2 separate regions of the Homo sapiens genome follow, and region 2 is linked to region 1. Evidence: chromatin loops called from intact Hi-C (ENCODE). Cell type or tissue: heart left ventricle. All regions are shown on one strand. Links, peaks and the distances in the headings refer to the core of each region. The heading gives the core; the rest is flanking DNA. Region 1 overlaps DGKB (diacylglycerol kinase beta). Region 2 overlaps DGKB (diacylglycerol kinase beta).

What was found. Hi-C counts contacts between places; a loop is a spot of excess contacts. Peaks named below come from ENCODE experiments on the same cell type or tissue, not always from the same donor. Only the 100,000 strongest peaks of a DNase experiment are listed, where the experiment ranks them.
Region 2: it touches region 1 in a loop (4-fold over the local background); 11 of 110 quality-filtered maps call a loop at or near these places.

What each region holds. Positions count from the first base shown.
Region 1 is chr7:14,758,018-14,767,692 of GRCh38, forward strand. The region is part of intron 2 of DGKB (diacylglycerol kinase beta); the gene reads right to left. Among named protein-coding and RNA genes, the nearest start is that of DGKB, 140 kb to the right of the region's middle. In heart left ventricle, for the core only: no CTCF peak of the experiment used is centred there; a DNase peak (open chromatin) is centred at 3,724; H3K27ac peaks cover 875 bases.
Region 2 is chr7:14,831,096-14,840,770 of GRCh38, forward strand. The region is part of intron 2 of DGKB (diacylglycerol kinase beta); the gene reads right to left. Among named protein-coding and RNA genes, the nearest start is that of DGKB, 67 kb to the right of the region's middle. In heart left ventricle, for the core only: no CTCF peak of the experiment used is centred there; a DNase peak (open chromatin) is centred at 5,676; H3K27ac peaks cover 1,821 bases.

The DNA of each region.
Region 1 (9,675 bases), core at 2,574-5,073:
TTTTAGTATCTGTAGATATTTTTAAGGAGAATTTTCTCTGTATACATAACACAACTAAACTAAAGCCTACTTTAGTAATTAAAGTTTTAGTAAGTAAGCTTTAATTTAGTTGTGTCACATATTTTACCCTATATATGCATTACGAATAACATTTTAGTTTTGTTATGTATAAATTAAAGCTTACCCTATTCAATGAAGAAACAAAGCTTAGACATATTACCAAAAGAATTATAAATTATTTTCTTCAAAAGTACTATTATTTTTAAACCTTTCATCTTATTAGTTGGTGACAAGAAATTTTAAGTTAATAAAATAATGTCATAAAAGAATTATCAGTATTACAATTAAAGTTAAATACATTAATATGATATAGATATATACATTCAGTCTACTAAAATATGCTCATTATACTTATTGAAATATAATTTTTGATTTAGAAATCTCAGAATTACAACGCATTTTTAAGTTAGAAGGAAATAATAGCTAACAAATATGGGTAAGTCATCTAAATATTTAATCAAGTTTGAATAATAATGAAAAAACCTCAAAATTAAAATGTAGGAAATACATGGATTTCCCAGTTTTCTTTTATGGAACAGAGCATGGAAAATTATTGGCTACCAATTGAATATAATTCTTGTTGACCTTCCCTAAGAGTCAGTGATACTTGGACTACCACAAAATATTTCCCAGTTCCAGAAAACTAATTCACAAATTAGCTTTTGAAACATCCTGCTAGAAAACTCTCTCATAGATGCCCATTGAATATATAATGCCTATATTTTGTGAATTGTACTTTTACTTGGAATGTACCATTTCCTTTCTTTATATTGTAAATTCTGTGGGTTTGTGTATGTGTGTGAAACAATAGATAGATAGATAGATAGATAGATAGATAGATAGATAGATAGATAGATACATAGATAGATAGAGTTTCGCTCTTGTTACCCAGGCTGGAGTGCAATGGCACAGTCTTGGCTCACTGCAACCTCCATCTCCTGGGTTCAACCGGTTCTCCTGCCTCAGCCTCCCAAGTAGCTGGGATTACAGGGGCTTACCACCATGCCTGGCTAATTTTTATAATTTTAGTAGAGACAGGGTTTCACCACGTTGGCCAGGCTGGTGTCGAACCCCTGACCTCAGGTGATCCACTCACCTTAGCCACCCAAAGAACTGGGATTACAGGCATGAGCCACCGTGCTCAGCCTGTGAAACAGTACTTTTAAGTGAGATAAAATTCGTGTCACATAAAATTGACATTAACAATTTCAAAGTGTACAATTCAGTAATTTTTAGCATATTCATGATGTTGTGCAATCATTACCTCTGATTAATCCCATAACATTTTCATCACCCTGTAAAGAAACCTTATGCCCATTAAACAGTCACTCCCTGTATTTTCTCCCCTCTAACCTCTGGCTATCATTAGCCTATTTTCTGTGTCTATGGATTTGCCTATTCTGGATATTTCATGTAAATTGAATCATATAATATGTTTCCTTTGTGTCTGGCTTCTTTCACTTAGCTTAGTGTTTTCAAGGTTTTTCCATGTTATAACATGTATCAGTACTTCACTCCTTTTTATAGCTGAATAATATTCCATTATAATGAATATACTCCATTTAATAAATCTATTTATCAGCTGATGTACATTCAACTTGTTTCCAGGTTTTGGCTGTTAGGAATTCTGCTATGAACATTCAAGTGTACACGTTTTTGTATAAACATATAATTCAATTCTCTTGGCTATATACCTGATAGTAAAATTGCCAGATCATACAGTAACTCTATGTTTAGTGTTTTGAGGAACTGCCAAATTGATTTTCACAACAGCTACACCATTTTACACTCCCACCAGTAAGGTGTAAGGATTCCAGTCTCTCTATATCCTTGCCAAAACTTGTTATTTTCTAACCCTTTTTTTGTTACAGCCATCCTAGTGGATGTGAAATGATTCGACTCACATCTGATTAGTCATTCGCTAATGACTAATAATGCTGAGCATCTTTTTATATGCCTATTGGTCGTTTGTATATTCTTTGGCAAAATGTCTATTCAAGTTCTTTGACCATTTTTTAATTGGACGGTTTGTCTTTTTGTTGTGGACATCCTCTGGGGGGTGTGTGTGTACGCACATTTGCTTGATGCCTATACAGCTTCCTATGTATTTCCTTTTTGGTGTATAATTTGCTGGCATTTTCCATATTGTGATCAGAGTTAATTTTTTATGTCATGTCCCTTGCTAGATTGGAGGTTGTTCTCGGGCAGAAAATGTGTGTTTTCATTTTAGCACAACTTTCAACTTCATCACAAAGTTGAAACAATAGCATTGCAATAAATATTGAGATTAAATTAATCAGAGCTATTCCTAAATGGCAAAAAATTACAATAATTGCTTCTATATGTACTTTGTTAGACACTTACACTGCAGAGAGAGACCAAACTGCATATCAAAAAGAGACATGAAGCTGACCCCTTATTCTCAAATTCTTCTTTGTGGGTAATAAGGCACTATTCTAAGTTAGCAGAACTGCTTTTACTTCTTTTTATCCATAATCGTAGATGCAACCCATACTGTGCAGACCCACAGAGACACACACATACACAGATGCATACATTCTGGAATATCATATCTCGAGAGACTATGTTTATTTTAACCATATCTTAGGCCAATGATAAAATGGAAGGCGGAGAAAACAATTTTGGTTTCTCCCACATAGGCCTGCCCCACAACTTTAGAGACACTGCTTAGATGGCCTTTTCGTTTCAGGTTTCTATGAGAGTAAAAAACATATTCAGTAATTATTTATAAATGACTCAGAGAAGGGGAAAGCTCATAAAATTATTCCTACAATATTTTATTAGTGTACTGGTCATAGTTTATACTGAATATTCTTAGTAGAGAAATCATGAGCTAAATTAACAGCCAAAAACCTCTAGATATATGACTGCCCTTTCCATGAACTAGGGCTCAACAATGACTTGGTCTGAGACAATTTAAAGTGCTCTAGTTGATATTCAGATGAATCACTATCAATTCAACTCACTGCCTCTCCAATTCTCAAGTTCCAGTTCTAATATCTTAATATTTGAAGTTTAACTATGACCTGATCTCCACTTTACAATCTAGTTTGGAAACTGGAGCATTATCTTGTTTTTGTATTCCTGTCTCAATAACATTTCTTGGGCCCAGTTTCTCTAAGGCTGAGGCCCTGATTTGACCGGTCAATCTTCTAAAGATAAGGATTTGCGCATGGAACACCAGAGAGTTCAGGATATCCATAACCTTTCAACAGCATTGTTTTTACATGAATTATCTACATGTCTTCTTGGACACCCAAATTGCACTAGGTTGTGAAAATCCTACTGCTATGTTTTACCTTCTTTTGGGGGGAACACACATTTATCTTATTTGTAAGTTAACTGCTTGTCCAAATTTCTTCCTATGGCCTATCACCATAAACATTCCTATCTTTTTTATTGTGCCAACTCTGAGTTACATTCTGTCCAAAACTACACTGGGGCAGTGGAGAGGGGAAAGGATCTATAACTAGGCCTGACCTGCCTTCTAGGACAAAATAAACAGAGGAAGTTATACCTGGATGAACAGATAGTAAGACGTGGCCTCAGTCATAATTCAGCTAATAATAGAGCTTCGGGAAAGAGCACAGTGACAGATACTAGGCTGAGCAATGCTGAGAAATCCAGGCAAGCAGCCAGCCAGGCAGGCAGCTGTGAGCTTGGAGATCAGTTTAGTAAATACATGTCTGTAATGGGAGAAAGAACCTGGAAGATTGGCCAGTGAAGTGCTAGGCAGCCCAGTGCTGAGCAGCCAGGTTGAAAACAGCAGGTTTAGTTCTTGGGATAAGGGAGCTGGACAGATGCGCAGCACAAAAGATTGGGTCTCCTGGAAAGCAAAGGAGGGGTATGACTTGGGGAAATTCTGAAACATGGGGCTAATTTCAGAGGTTCCTATGCTTGGCTTGACTGGCAGGGCAGGATACTTGGAAAACAACAGTGAATACAAATTACTGCCCTTTGACTAACATATCCATTTTCCCAGCAAGTAATTTAATACTATACCAATAACTACAGCTGAGACAATGGGCTGTCTTTTTCATCACTGTCAGAATCAACTTAGAGCTGAAAATGGTACTGAGCATGAAAGCGGGAGGTGTTTTATTAAGCAAACATTCTTGGAATGAGCTGGGAAAGAACAAAGAAAATGTTTATGGGGAGATGAGTTGACTTTCTCCTATACTTTACCTTTCTATCACCTGCTCTGGTACTTGAGTAATTCCAGGGGCCCCCCAAAATGCACACACCCTGTCAATCTTCTCATTTCGGCTGAGTCATGTAATAAACAATGCCATGAGAGTTAAATGAACTACATTTTAGGGATCAACGTTAAATTTTTATTTACTTTTAAAATGTTCAGAATTTTTAACGATTTTCAAGAAAAATTAAAGACCCTTTACATTAGTCTGAATTGAAAATAAATAAATGACTAATAGCATTTGGTAACGTTTAGAAAATGCAAATAGATCATAAAAAGTACTACATGAAAAATGAAACACTTAGTTCCTCTCACATCTCTTTAGGCATCTGTTACATCTTGAGTGAGTCTCCTTTGTGATTTTCCTGCCTCTTTGTCTCTTTATTCCAAAAAACTCAACACATACTTGTCAGATTAATCTCAAAGGCCCCATGAAGTAACGGAGAGATTTAAAGCCAGCTAGATTTAGATTTGAATCTTGGCTCCAGAATGCTTGGCTGAATGTCCCTGGGCATATTTTTAACCTCTCTATGGTTCAGTTTTCTAATATTTAAAATTAGAATAATGATAGGGATCTGGCAATACTGTGTCTAGCAAAGTGTCTGGTGCCCAATAAATCCTTGTTCCTTTATTTCATCCTAAATGTGACTTTAAACAAATCATCACCCTTCAACTGTTTCCTGTTGCTTTTGGATTGAAGCACAAACTCCTCCTCTTGGCACCATAGGTGTGTCAAAATATGATCCAAATCTATCTTCCAACAGTTATTTTCTGTATCTTCCATATTTACTATTCAATATCCATTCATCCAATTGTGAAGGCATCCCATCATCCCATGATTTTAGAGCTCTTCTTTTGCTGATGATTTTTTTTTCCTCAGGAATCCCGCCAATGTTGAGTGAAGTTCAACATAATGTATGGCATGGTTTATCTGTCAACTTATCCACAAAATCTCTCAGGACCTCCTCAAACACAGTAGGTTGTAACTCATCCTCCATGGGACACCCCATAATAACTCTCTCAGAATCTACATCTCATTTGTGCATTGGGCACTAGTAACACTATTAATTATAGCTTGAATGCATGAGCATTTTAGAGTTTGCAAAGTGTTCTATTATCTCATTTAAAATTCACAATAATGTTAACAAATATTCACTCCACTTAACACATGAAGAAATCAAAGTTAAGGAAATTATTACCTACTTAGGATCACACAGCTAAAAAGTTTCACATAATGATTCAAGCTATTGTATATGACCCAAACCCATTCTCGTCACTTTGGAAAAAGAACAAATACAAGTTTATAATTTGGCTTAGGAACCTCATTATTACAACAGCTAAAATCACACAGCCAAAAGAATGTACAGTAGTGATTCAAACTCCTATACAGTAAATATATTTTAAAGATCAAGGCCAATAATTTTGCCACCTAAATAGTAGTCATAGCTGCTGTGAGAAGACTATCATATATTCTACTGTTAAAGCTAAGACCCAACTTACAAAATGCATTTGTCATTTTTGTAAATAATGTGTTTTTAGTGGACTGACTGTAAGTTCATTATCTGGTGTTTTTGTTTTTAACCAAAATAGTGCCATGTTTCCCACGTTCAGTAGAGATATTGGTTTTCCAGGCTAATATGATAGTTTTTACAAAGTGAGAGAGGCTCAATGGGACCATGGAAAAGTCATCTTTCGGGTCTCTCAATTCAGTGCTTTCAAAAGTTTCCTTTAAAATCTAAGCCTCCCCACATAGCTTTTTCCTCTTATCACAAAAGATATTCGTGGTATAGAAGACTTTTCCTGTGCTCAGCAAAAAAGCATTTTTTCAGGAACTATATTAACCCTGTAGTAGAGAGGGCTCTGCAACTTCAACTGTTTAAAGAGAAGATTTTTCTAATTTAAATACTTAGCTAGCATTAATGTGCAGACGCATTAATGCTAAGTATTTAAATTAGAAAAATCTTTATCAATTATGTCAATGTTAAAGTTATAATTAATTTATATAATTTAATTGTATAATTGTATAGTTAAATTGTATTAATTGTTGTGCAGACAACATAGTAGCATTCAGTCCAATGTTACATTTCATAAAGTTTCCCTTAGCTACATAGTACTTAAAAGTAGTGAAATAGTGCTTTATCTTCATTTAACCCAGTAATACTCAAACCTGGATCCATATCAGGATCATCCGGGGATCTTTTAATATACACTGATGTTTGCACTCAAAACACAGTGAGGCAGATTTAATTAGCCTACATCTCCATGACTGGCTAGTCATGAGGACCTTTAAAAAAGGCTCTCAGTTGAGTCTTATATGCAGCTGAGATGGAATTAATCACTGCTCTGATCCTTAAATACATGCATAAAGAAAGTGAGAGTTAATCAGCAATTTTTATCCTGCTAAATTTTCCTATGTATGAATATATATTTTGTCTGATTGCTACACGGGGAACTTCTTTTAGGGAAGAAAAAAAAAACCTCATGAGAACATTTTATTTAAAGATTTATTTACTCTCACCTTAGGTCACAATAGCAAAAATAGCATTTTGGAATCCAGCAGAGAGATCCAGAAAATAATATTGTCATTAAATGAAATTCCCCAGATGATATAAAAGAAGTTCTACTTAGAGCCAGCAGCAGAAAATAAATACCTACAGGACTATAGAATAAGAGATTTAGAGAACTAGTCAATAAGAAACAGAAGTTTTTATCTACTTGTGTGAGAATTTTCATAAAAGTACAAAGAGATTGAAAAAGAAATATGGAACTATTGTTAAAAATAATAACAGCCATATTGTAGCAGTTTATATGCTATTTGAAATCTATACACTTGGATTTTTTAAAATCCTAAAAATAATATTCTAATGATACTGCTACAGTGGGAAAAGCTGTACAAAAACCAAACCCTCTATTCAGGTCTTTGCTCCAGGCTCACCACAGGATTCTGGGAAAATCCTTTAAGCTGCTCTGAGTGCAAGTCACTCTCTACTTGTTCCTGCTAAGCATTTGGGATCATCGTTAGCTTAAAAAGATAATGGGCATAATATCTTTGAGCAACCTGTTACACATATAGCAATAAGTATTTCTACTTAGCAAAAATAAAAACTAGTTAATTCCAAAATGACTACAGATTTGAGAACATGAAGAAAATTTCCTTTCTCCTTTTCATATTTATTATCGTTGTTAATCCTCTTAAACATCAGTTTTTATTAACTCTTTCTTGTATTTGCTGGTAATTTTTACTCCTTCATCTATCTACATCTAATGTTTTGATGTATGAATCTAATCCAATGCCTTGCACAAAATATTTGTAAGAGTCATTTGTTTTGATAGACAAATATCTGCTAATTTAGCCAGCAACCCTATCCAGACACTAGGAACCTATGAAATAATTTCCACCTTTATACGTATTTTATTGTGTAGAAAATACATTAAGAAAAAGAGTATACTTGCCTTCGAGCCACTCATCTATACTATAACTAAAAACTTCTATTGAAAACATAATTGCTAATTAAGAGATACTATTAGGGACAGAATTGACTGGTGTGGACCAATAGTGTGCTGGTAAATGTTTAACAACTCTTTGGGATGTGAAGGGTGCCTACTGTAGTGTTTGCCAATTGCTGTCTTGTAAATATTTCCACCATGACAATTTCAAGCCTCCCACATGACATCATTAATGTGGAGTTGGGAAAGAATGCTAACATTCAGCTCTGATAAGCAATAATTAATGAATCAATCTATATGTGATTATTTGTACTTTAGAAACAATAAATAGGTCTTTAAAGACAAATCTGGAGATAAAGAACGGAAATAAAAAGCCTGCAGCTATGACTTCTTAATCATTCTTTCAAATATTCTCAAGCCACCTATTGAGTTTAGAACAAGTACTGTTCCAACTATTGGAATATATCATTGAACAAAACAGAAAATATGCCTAATCCTATAGTTTGTATTCTAGTGCAAGAAGATAGATTACAAACATAATACATTATTAAGACAATCTTATATCAATGCAGTATAGAGATGTGATGGCATGGAGGTGTTAGTGGTGGAGTAGGAAAGATGAATTATTTTGAAAGTAGAGCCAAAAGAATTTCCTTATTGATTGGATATGGGTTGTGACAGTAATGTGTCAAGAGTCCCAGAGTTGTAGATTTGAGCAATTGGAGGGATAAACTTGCCAATAAGTAAAATGAGGAACACTGCAGATGAAGCATGTTTGGAATGAGGAGTCTTCAATTTTAGTTTTAGGCATTTTATATTTCATAAATATATTAGATATCCAAGTGTAGCCATTAGGAAAGCAATTATTTATGAGTGTGGAACCCAATAGAGAAGCCTGGGCTGAAGAACGAAATTTGAGTATAATTTCTATATAAACAGTATTTAACTGGATGACATCACATGTATAGTGATTGTAGATAGATAAGATAGCAAGGACTGAGTTTTGAGTCTCAGTTCACTCTGCAGTTCAAGTACCAGGAAAAGAGATGCAATCTGCTAGGAAACTAAGAATGAATGCCTAGTGAAATAGCAAGAATACCAGGAAAAATAATGTATCCCAAAAGCAAAGTGTCATGTAATATCAAGTTAAATGAGGAGCAGATTTAGCAAGACTTTTAAGTTTAGCCAGAAGGAAATCATTTGTGTCCCTTTCAAGGGCTGTTTCAATTCAGTAGCTGGGAAAAAAAAAATAAACCCAGAGTGAGTTTAAGAGAAAATATGATGAGAGGAATGGGAGGCAGCAAATATAGGCAACTCATTCAAAAACAATTTTTTGCCATAGAAGGAAAGAATTTGGGCAGTAGCTGGACTGCAAGAAGTGAAGGCAAGATAAATTTTTTTAAAAAAAGAGAAAAAAAACAGCATTCTAATAGAAATTATTCAGTCGAGAGAGAAAAAAATAAAAAATTAAAAAAAAAATTTTTAAACACCCACTAGAATGTTGTCCTTTAGTGGGTAAGAGAGAATGCAATCTTCTTCATAGCAGAAGGTCTGGCTTAGAGTGGAGGCATGGACAGTTTACCTAAGTAGGAAGGCAGATTGACAAGTGCTGCTTAATTACCATTCACTATTTGTCATGACATCATTACTATTGGTAAGTGGATATAATAATAATGTTTTCTTTGTCCTTAGGCTGGGATTAGTAGCTGGTGCATAGTATATATTCATTGACAGTGAGCCCTTATCATCATCATCTGTGCCATCAGGCTTAAGCTAAGCTCCGGGGATTTCATTTTTCTATAACCTTAATTTCAGATTATTCACAATTTTCTTAATTTTCTTTTACATTTTCACTAGATGCTTTTAACTTCCTCTCTTTAACCAACAACTTGAATACAATATAAGATGTCTTAAAGTTATATGTAAAATAGAAATTGTATATTTTTTTGTGT
Region 2 (9,675 bases), core at 4,178-6,677, 75 kb after region 1:
CTACTTTGAAAAAGTAGGGCACAAATAAGATGTATCTGAGAACCTAGTCATAGGGCAAAGGGAGAAAAATAAACGGTGAGAGACCAAGACAAGGAGACTTCTGTGCACAAATCTGAGGATATATTTACATGGACCAAAAGGCAACCTGATGGGGAAATATGTATTTTGATTACCTTCTGGACACTGATAATGATGCTAATGGCTACTATATGCTAATATTTATTGAAAGATAATTCTCAATGTTTCCTTCATGTTTCTGTACATTTCACAAGCAGAAGCATCTACAGCCTATGTTCCAGACTGTCATTCCAAGGATGTTTTTGTAGTGGACAACCTTGGGAGACAGAGATTATAACTCTCCTTTGAGCAAAAAGAAGATGTGTTTGTTGTGCTTTATAAAAGACTCAGATTCCCTAAATTTGGGGATTTCCTCCTGACACAACTCTCTGCTTGTGCAGATGTGACCTGGCCCTTTTCATGTTTCCCAATAAAACTAAAGTAGGGGGACAGAAAAAAAACATGAGGTACATGCTGTTTGCTATGACATAATTAATACAGTTCTTTGTCTCAGAGCCAGGAGTCTCATGTCTTCTCCTAGCATCCGAGGATCTGCAGCAGGCTATCTTATTACACAGTTATTACAGAAATATTTCAGACCTTCCACAGTCTGGGCAATGGTCTTTGTTGTAAAATGCCTTTTTGAGTATCAGAAAATAATCATTGCTCCTAACGGATTTGAAGATAAACTACGCTTATTTACGTTCCAAGAGGTAAAAGAAGAAAATCAGACCACTATAAGCAGAAGGACATTTCTCACATAGTCTCACCAAAGCAAATTGCAAAATTCAATAAAGAATATATCTCGGAGAAGCCAAGATATAGAACTATAGAAAAAGAAAAGATAGTAGAACAATAACTCAGTACATCCTAATAATAACAACGAAAGCAATAATTAACTTACATATGGTGGTTTGCAGTTTACAATGCATTTCCACACATTATTTTATTTGGGTCTTATAACGACCTTTGAAATAGTCTTTTTTATTTTCTTAATTACACCGTTGAGAAAATTAAAGTTTAGAAAAGGTTACATAAGTTGCTGACGGCCAAAACTAACAAGTTAAGGAAATAAACAATTGATATAGACTCAAGCAAACTGAATAAAACCAAAAACAAAAATCAAGATTTGGCCTTAGGATCACAATCTTTTGTCACAAATTATTTCCTTTCTGTTTTAAATCTTCCACTTGTCCCCTGTGAACATGTCTTTCTCTCCTATGCAGAAGAACAAAATCCCTCTATTTACACTGTTTACTTTAGTTATAATCCTTCCACTTTGTTTTCATGGTGAAATTATATAAAGAGTAGCTTACATGTGTTCTCTCTGTCTTTCCTGTTTTCCATCCATTTCATCTATTATTGTTTTTTAAAAAAATCCATATTAAAATCACCAGTGGCATTCTAAATGATAAAGACTCGGGATGCGTTTTGGTTATTATCTCAAGTTCAATCTCATTTTTTGAAAACATGTTTCTTCTTTGGATTGTGGAATACTTTCAATCACTTATTCTCTTCTTTCTTTCTGGTTACAATTTCTCAGTTGTTTTCATGGAGATCTCATCTTCCAACTGTCTTATAAATAAATCTTTCTAGAGTTTCATCTCCATCCTTCTCTCCTTGCTCAATCTGCTTCCACTAAAACATCTCATCTATGCCCATGATTTGATAACTACTCACAATGCAAAGGCACACCCATTCTATATGTCTGGCTCTGATTTCTTTCTTGAGCTCCAGATATGTATTTCCAAGTATCGAATTTATATCTCAATCTGATAACCTGTGAACTTAAGGTTCAATATGTCCAAAATCAAACCACTCTACTTTCCCTCTAAATTATTTCTTTTTGTTTTCCTTTCCTGGATTGGGTGAGCCACACTGACTTACTTCTAAAAGCTGAAATGCCCCATCCTTCTTCCTTAGTCTCCATATTCAGTTGGTGATTGAATTCGGTTCATTCTGCCTCTAGATACTCCCTGTAACATGTGCTTATCTCTCTGTTAACAATGCCTTAACCTTCATGGAACCCCACATATTCAATAGGCTGCCCTAGTAAAATAATCTCCTAATAGGTTTTTAGTCTCCTTTTCATCAAAGATACAATTTATTTACTTCTTTCTGAAATTTAAATCTTACAATTTTGCTATCTCCAGAATTAAAATCTTCAATATCTTCAGATATTTTACTACCTCCAAAATTAATATTGAAGATATTGATTTATGTTTATGTCTTTATGAAGATTTATGTTTGTTTTTATGTTTATGTTTGTGTTTTTATGAAGATTGATTTGTTAATAAATAGGTTCTTAATCATGTTTCAGGAATAGGAAAAGCTAGACTCCAGGATTTGGATTTTAACATCTCCACAAGGAAAGGGGAGAGGGGCTTGACTTCTTCTCAGGAGTGTATTCATTTCATTGTTAGGCAATGTTGATGGATAATATTTTATCAATGGCATCTAAAGACCCACTTTTTGTGACTATTGCTAAATTCTTCAGCCTTACCTTCAGTGCTTAGACTCATGCCCATGTACACACATGCATGACATGCATGCTCATACACAAATATGTCTATACACCAACACACACATCAAGTTCTTCCCTGATATGTAACAGTCATTCCTGCTTCTCCACATGCTCTGATAACTGCTTGGAGTTTCTTTTCTTCCCCCACCTCTACTCAATACTTTCTATTCAAATTAAAACCCCATTCCACTCTCAACTTCTATCCATATGCGCAGAGTTAAAATCTCTCCAAGAATCTTGCATACGTAACATTCAGAGAATGCATTTCATTGCTTTGTCATCATTTGCCACTGGATCTGTCTCTCCGAACAGGCTGCTGAATAATGAATACAGTTAAGTTCCTCTAGCTTGTGTACTCTATTTATTATTTACTGTGGCACTTCCTATAATAATGTGGAAAGTGGTAACTAAGGAAACTTGGAAAATTCTAGTGAATCACAACCTGTAAACCATCACTGAGTTAAGGATAAAGTATCAACTTAAGATACATAAGCCTTAGTGATAATTTTTGTTATAAATTGTTATAATAATATTACTAACAAAAATAAGAGCTATCATTTTATAGGTAGGGATTATTATCTTCAGTATAAACTGAGGGGATGAAATGAAAGTATAAAGAAATTGTGATGACTTGGCTAATGTCCCAAGGTAAATGGTAGGTTCTATTTTACTCCTGTGATAATGGCCAAATTAGTAGTTTTCACCAAATAGCTCAGTTCTCCCCTGGCACTGGGCAGATGGAAGAAATGCTACTCCCTTGAAGTTAAATATGGTCATGTGAATTGCTTAGGCCAAAGAAATATTAGCGTATCACTTGCAGGGAGAAGGTATCAGAGCCAGCACACAGTCACGAGTGCTCTCTCTCTCTCTCTTTCTCTCTCTGTCACAGCAACTGCCAATTTTTAAAGCTCATGGCTGCTCCATCTGACTGGGACTTCACTGTAGACAATGTGAGATGAAACCACTTGCTGACTCAGATTGGAAATGTAATATGAGCAAAAAATGAACTTCTGTTGTGTTAGCCCACTAAGACTTCGTACATTTTTCAGACATGGCATGATTTGGCTCACTTTGACCAACATTCCACAGATGCCATTACTTCAGTATCAATGTTTGCTTGACCATAAATTGGACTCAAATGGATTTTTTGGGGGGAGGTCAAGTCTGAAAAGAGCTTACCCAAAGTTTTGCATCTTTAGGGTACGAAAATTATGGGAGTTTAGACGTTCATAGTTACTTTTTTCTTTTACTATTGCAAAACTTAGGTATTGAAAGATTTAAGACATATGGACACAGAGAAGCCACCAACAGGAAATTGTGTCTGAAGCAGTACAACAAATAGGAACCAGAGCCAGAGATGAGGCAAAAGAATATATGAAGCCAACATATATTCTAGAAATATAATCTGGGTCAGAGCCAGGAACTGCTGAGTTAATCAGTGTGAATCAGAAGAAAGAGTCAGAAATGAGAGACATGCACTACCTAAAACAGTTGCAGATTCAAGTTTCAGACCAAGTGTCAGGGTAAAGTCAAGACATTTCTGGTAAGTCAAAACATTTCAGATAAGTGTTTTAACTGAAAAGGCTTAAATATTTTAAAAGTCCACATTTCATATTCAACTGCCTCAGCCACCACTATCACAATCCTAATTATAACAGTAATATATTAAATTCCAAGCACTTCACATACATTTCCATATTTAATCAGCAAGGCAACTCCATGAGGAAACTGAAGTATACATCACAGCACTAGCCTTCAAACCCAGTTTTGTCTGACATCAAATTATGTGTTCTCAGACACTGCGAAATGGCCCTGTGCCATTTATCCTTCTGTCTCATACAAAGAGGGTAATTATCAATAAGTGGCTGGGCTTCCCAAAATAGAGCCAATCTAACACAGGGCTCAGGACAGAAGTAAAAGCTAATCTCAGCATGACAAACGGGCAAGAGGGCTAGCGTGTGATCTAAATTTGCCTAAAAATAAATTGACTACACACCTGTGAGGAGGTCAAGTCTCTCTCTCTCTCCCCTTTCAGGACCGAGATATCGTATTATCTGAATCCTGGATTCTAGCTTTTCCTATTTTGGAAACATGACTAAGAACCTGTTTATTAACATATCAATCTTCATGAAAAACATAAACAAATTATTCCTGTTTTGACCTTTGTTATCACTTATTGTGCCACAGTTCTGGTCCAGCTACTCTGCCATAAACAGCAATAATTTGTCTCCCTCTGAGGCTTACTGCGAGGATTAAATGAGTTAACACTTGTATACTATTTACAGTAAGGCACTGAAAATCCATTATTTAGTATGACGCTGATTATAGTCTCATTAAATCCTACAACAAGATTTTGAGGTGGGATTCTACTTTTTCAAGTGAGAAAGCTGAGGCTCAGGTAGTTTATGTTACATTACGAAGGCCATACCACTAATAAGTAGAAAACAGGGCTGGGATTCCACACCGTCAAATATTTGCCTGCAAAACCAAAGCTCTTTCCACTAAGTCACACCACATGCCTCACTGCAATGGAAGAAACTGCACACCAGGTCCAAACATTATGCACATTCGTCCTTATTGAAAAGAACAAATTCACTGTAATTTTGCAACTCCTCACAATGCCAGCTGCTATAAACTGTATGAAATTTATGAAAGTTTGGAAAGGTTCCCACCATAATAACATAGTATTTTTCGAAAATAATTTGCATGCTATATAACACACATTATATATAGCAAATAAAAAGCTAACCCTAAGTGACAATACGTGGGCAGATAATGAATCATTTGGAAATATCACGTAGATTTCACATAGAAAATATTGTTATCCATGAAAAGCCCAGGAGTTTCTTAACCCTTTGCTGTGACGTGGAACCACAGCAGAAAGCACCGACAGACCAATAATGTGATAAGCTTAATTCTCTAAAGGGCAGGAGTGAGAGCTTTCTATCCTATAACAACAGTTTGGATGACTTTATATCAAGAGTGAGGAAGAAAATTATACTCCTCTCCCACATATCAAGGGAAATGCTTCCCATGGAGTGACTCAGCCTGAAACCCTAAACCGGAGCACGGTCACAGCATGCTGTAGGCAGTCACAGCAGGCTCCGTATCAGCTGCCTTCGGCATTTGTAGGGACAACACAGAGCGGAGGCTGCCAATTACACCAGAAGCTTCTACCTTGTGAGAAGAGTCTAATCTAGTGGAAGAAAAACAGACACTGACTCTTCATGCTCCAAACTGTGGCTCTTTTCTACTTGATCATCAACAATATGTTCAAACAGCCAGAAGAACACACTCCCTCTCTAGTAAGATAATAATTGTAAACAGTCATATCACTAGCAATTTGCCAGGCACGGCTCTCATTACTTCATATATACTAATTCATACTTCATATATACTGATTCATTCAACTTAATACTTATAGCACTGGACATATTTTTTTCCATATAAAACACAGATATATTAAGTTACCCAAAGTCAGATATCTGAAGTATGGTAGGATCAGTATTTAAACACAAGCTGTCTGGTATGCTAGATACCTATCCAAGAATACTGTGCCAGTATCACCCTACTTATCCTTAATTATTTTTAAGAAAAGCCTAGCATTTAGGAGAACAATCATAGTTACAGGGTGCATTCTGGCAATTGTGGAGGAAATGTAAAATCAGATAACTTGAGACAATTATCTTTATGGTATTCTCTAGGTCCAACATTGAATGATTTGGTTTTGCTGGAATTGGTGTCCCATGAGCTCACTCATCTTGCCCAATAGTTCCACAGCCCCACCTTATTCCAAGAAAGCAAATAAAATACTTATTTGATATATACCAAATATAATCTTAGCATGTTGCAAATTTAACTTTAAATCAATAACTTGATTTTTTATACTTCTTTAATGTACATAAAGAAATTCTTATTAAAAGATACAAATCAAACTCAAGAAAGTGAATGCATTGTATCATTTTTCTAATAGAGTATGGAGGAATGTCACTTACCAATACTGCATTGCAACATGAAAAATCTAATCTTTAAAGCCCCCGATAAACTGATCATGCATATTGAACAGCATGAAAAATGAATGACTTCTATAATCTTCAGGATGATGTTTGTTTCCTGTTATATTTTGGCACTGGCAATTTATTACACAAGAATAGGTTCTAATCATGATATTCTTTGCTTCCTAATTATTCAGGAAAGTCCTTGGAGCAGGAAATCTAGCACTTTTCATGTTGTCTTTGTTATTTAAAAATAGCGTAATAATCATGGAATTGGCACTATTTCTTTAAAAGTCACAGCTAATCTGTTAATTTGTCTTCTCATAGAATCCATTTTAATAATGCTCTTACACTCAGTGTGACATTTCATACTACCAATTTACTGAACAACCATTGATCTTTGTCTCAGTATATTATGGATTTTATATTTATGATAATTTTTATTACCACTTGTTTTAGGAATTTTCACAAATTTATTACTGATTTGTGTATTCTTATGATATAATTAAATGTACCTCCATATTCATTAGCCAATGAAATACAAGTAGCAGCCTATAATACACTGAAGAATTTAGTAGAAATGTCTTTCTTCTAATCAATTCAAATGGAATTTCTATATCTGAGCAATAGCAATTATGAATAAAACATTAGCTATCATAGCAATAATTTATATATTTTATAGTAATGTTTCATATAATACAGGAACTTTTCTTATAAGTACTTAAACACTGGAAAATATATTTTAATAAACAAGCCAAATTCAACATAACCTAAGCCAAACTCAATGCTTTCTTTACTTGACAGATATCACCATAATCCCTTCTTTTAAAACTGGAGGAAAATTTCAGATCACTCTCTCTCTTCCCCTCTCTCTCTCTCTCTGTCAGTTGTTGTATTTTATTATTTTCCAAGATATCCTCTGTTAATTTCAATATTATAAAATCTGAATCCCCACTTTTCCAGTCGTCTTTCATGATCTACGTTATGCAGTCTACACCAATACCCTACTAACTAGTCTCTAGTCTCTAGCATCTTTCCATCACCATATACCATCTTCTCAGTCGTCAAAGTAAACTTCTCGAAGCATAACATTGCTTCTGTCACTCTACCACTTATAACTGTACAATGACTTCATTGTTTGACTCAAGTACGGCATATTTTGATATGCTTGCATTCTTACAGACTTCACTCACTCCCTTCAATTGTGATGGGCTAAATGTGCCTCACCTCCCTTCCTCAAATTTATGCCAAATTTTCCTTTTTATCCATATCATTTCCTTTGTCATTTACCTTAAACCTAATTTTTAAATATTTGTTTCAAATCCTCCCTCTTGTACGAAGACTTCCCTTTCCGTTCCTATCTCCAATGGAATTGTAAAACCCCATATAACCTTAAAGTCTGCTTGTATCACATACAATATTCTGGCTAGACATAGAATTATTTATCTATTAGTTTCTAGCCTTCTTTAAACTATAAATTCCTTGAATGGAGGACACATATCTCTTCATATTTGCATCTCCTGCAGCACCAAGCAGAAAACTCACTCTGAAGAAGATGCTCAGAAATATTTACTTAATGATTGGATTACCACAGCAGCAAAGAGCAGAGCATATGGAAATTTGAAATCATAGGCAAATCAATTTTTAACCAATTTAGAAAGTATTGAGTATAAGACTGCAAGTGATAAAGAAGAAGTAGGCCATTCTGAACTAAATTTTCTTTACTCTTCTTCTTCTTTTTTTTTTTTTTTTTTTGACAGGGTCTGGCTGTCAGCCATGGTAGAGTGCAGTGGCACAATGGCTCACTGCAGCCTCAGCCTCCTGGGCTCCAGCAATCCTCTCACCTCAGCCTGCCAAGTAGCTGGGACTACATGTGCATGCCAGCCTGCTGGGCTAATTTTTTTTTTTTCCATAGAGACAGGGTCTCACTGTTTTGCCCAGTCTAGTCATGAACTGCTGGGCTCAAGCAATCCTTCTGCCTACACCTCCAAAACCTAAATGTAAATATTCGTAATATGATAAATGCATATATTGTACATTCAGAGGCTCTACACAGTTTTGAGTGTGAGAACCATAAGTTATGTCAAAATTTCCAAATATCATATATTTTGTAATCATATTTTTATTATTATTGACTCAGTCAATAGTCATAGACTTTTTTTAGTTTTTTAAAATGCCTATGAAATTATAGATTTGGAACTTCCTTACAAATACCCAGCAGCATTCTCATACCCTCATTCAATCCACAGACTAGGAAGCTTCTAGAATACCTTTGAAACTGGTCTTTTCAGATAATATACATGAAGCATTTATTAGTGTTCCTGGCTCATAATATGTACTCTATAATTAATGTGAGTGATAGTATTCGCTATTACCATCACATCTATCTTCATGTTCTAAGTCCCTATATGTGTTTAACCCTTTTCTCTGCTTCTACTTTATAATATCATCCAACTAATTCCTGATACACATCTCTTATATCCCACAACATCTTTCTGCATAAGTTGACCAGATGCCTTAATTTTTACCTCGTTCACTATCACGTGCTGTTTGGTTCTTTTTCTCCTTTCCACTTCTTGCATTTTATTCTCCCTGTCACCATGTTATTCTTTCCATTCTTATCATTCTTATTGCATTCTCTATATATTGCTTTTTCTGTACTCATCATTTTCCAAGTCTTTTGGTGCCTGCTATTAATTAGTTGTTTCTTTTTCTCTCTTCAACACCTGACCCAACTGCTGTTCATATTTATAGTTGAAAGTCACTTTATGAAATAGACATATTCCTGAAAATCTAGAATAAAAACAAATTTCTTATAAATAAAATCTTACTCTACATATGCAAAGAAACAATATTTTCTTTTTAAAACTTACAGTGAAGTGAATGATCATAGCCTATCACTTGTATCAATGCACACACTAAAAGAGTTGTGCGGTCCTAACTTGAGGTCCTGACACCTCTTTCTTTTACAACCTCTGATTCTAATTCCATAATGTATCTATGACTCCCTGCTTCCTACTCTCTTTTAACACACACACACACACACACACACACACACACACACACACACACACCTCTCCCTTTTCCCTCCCTCTTGAT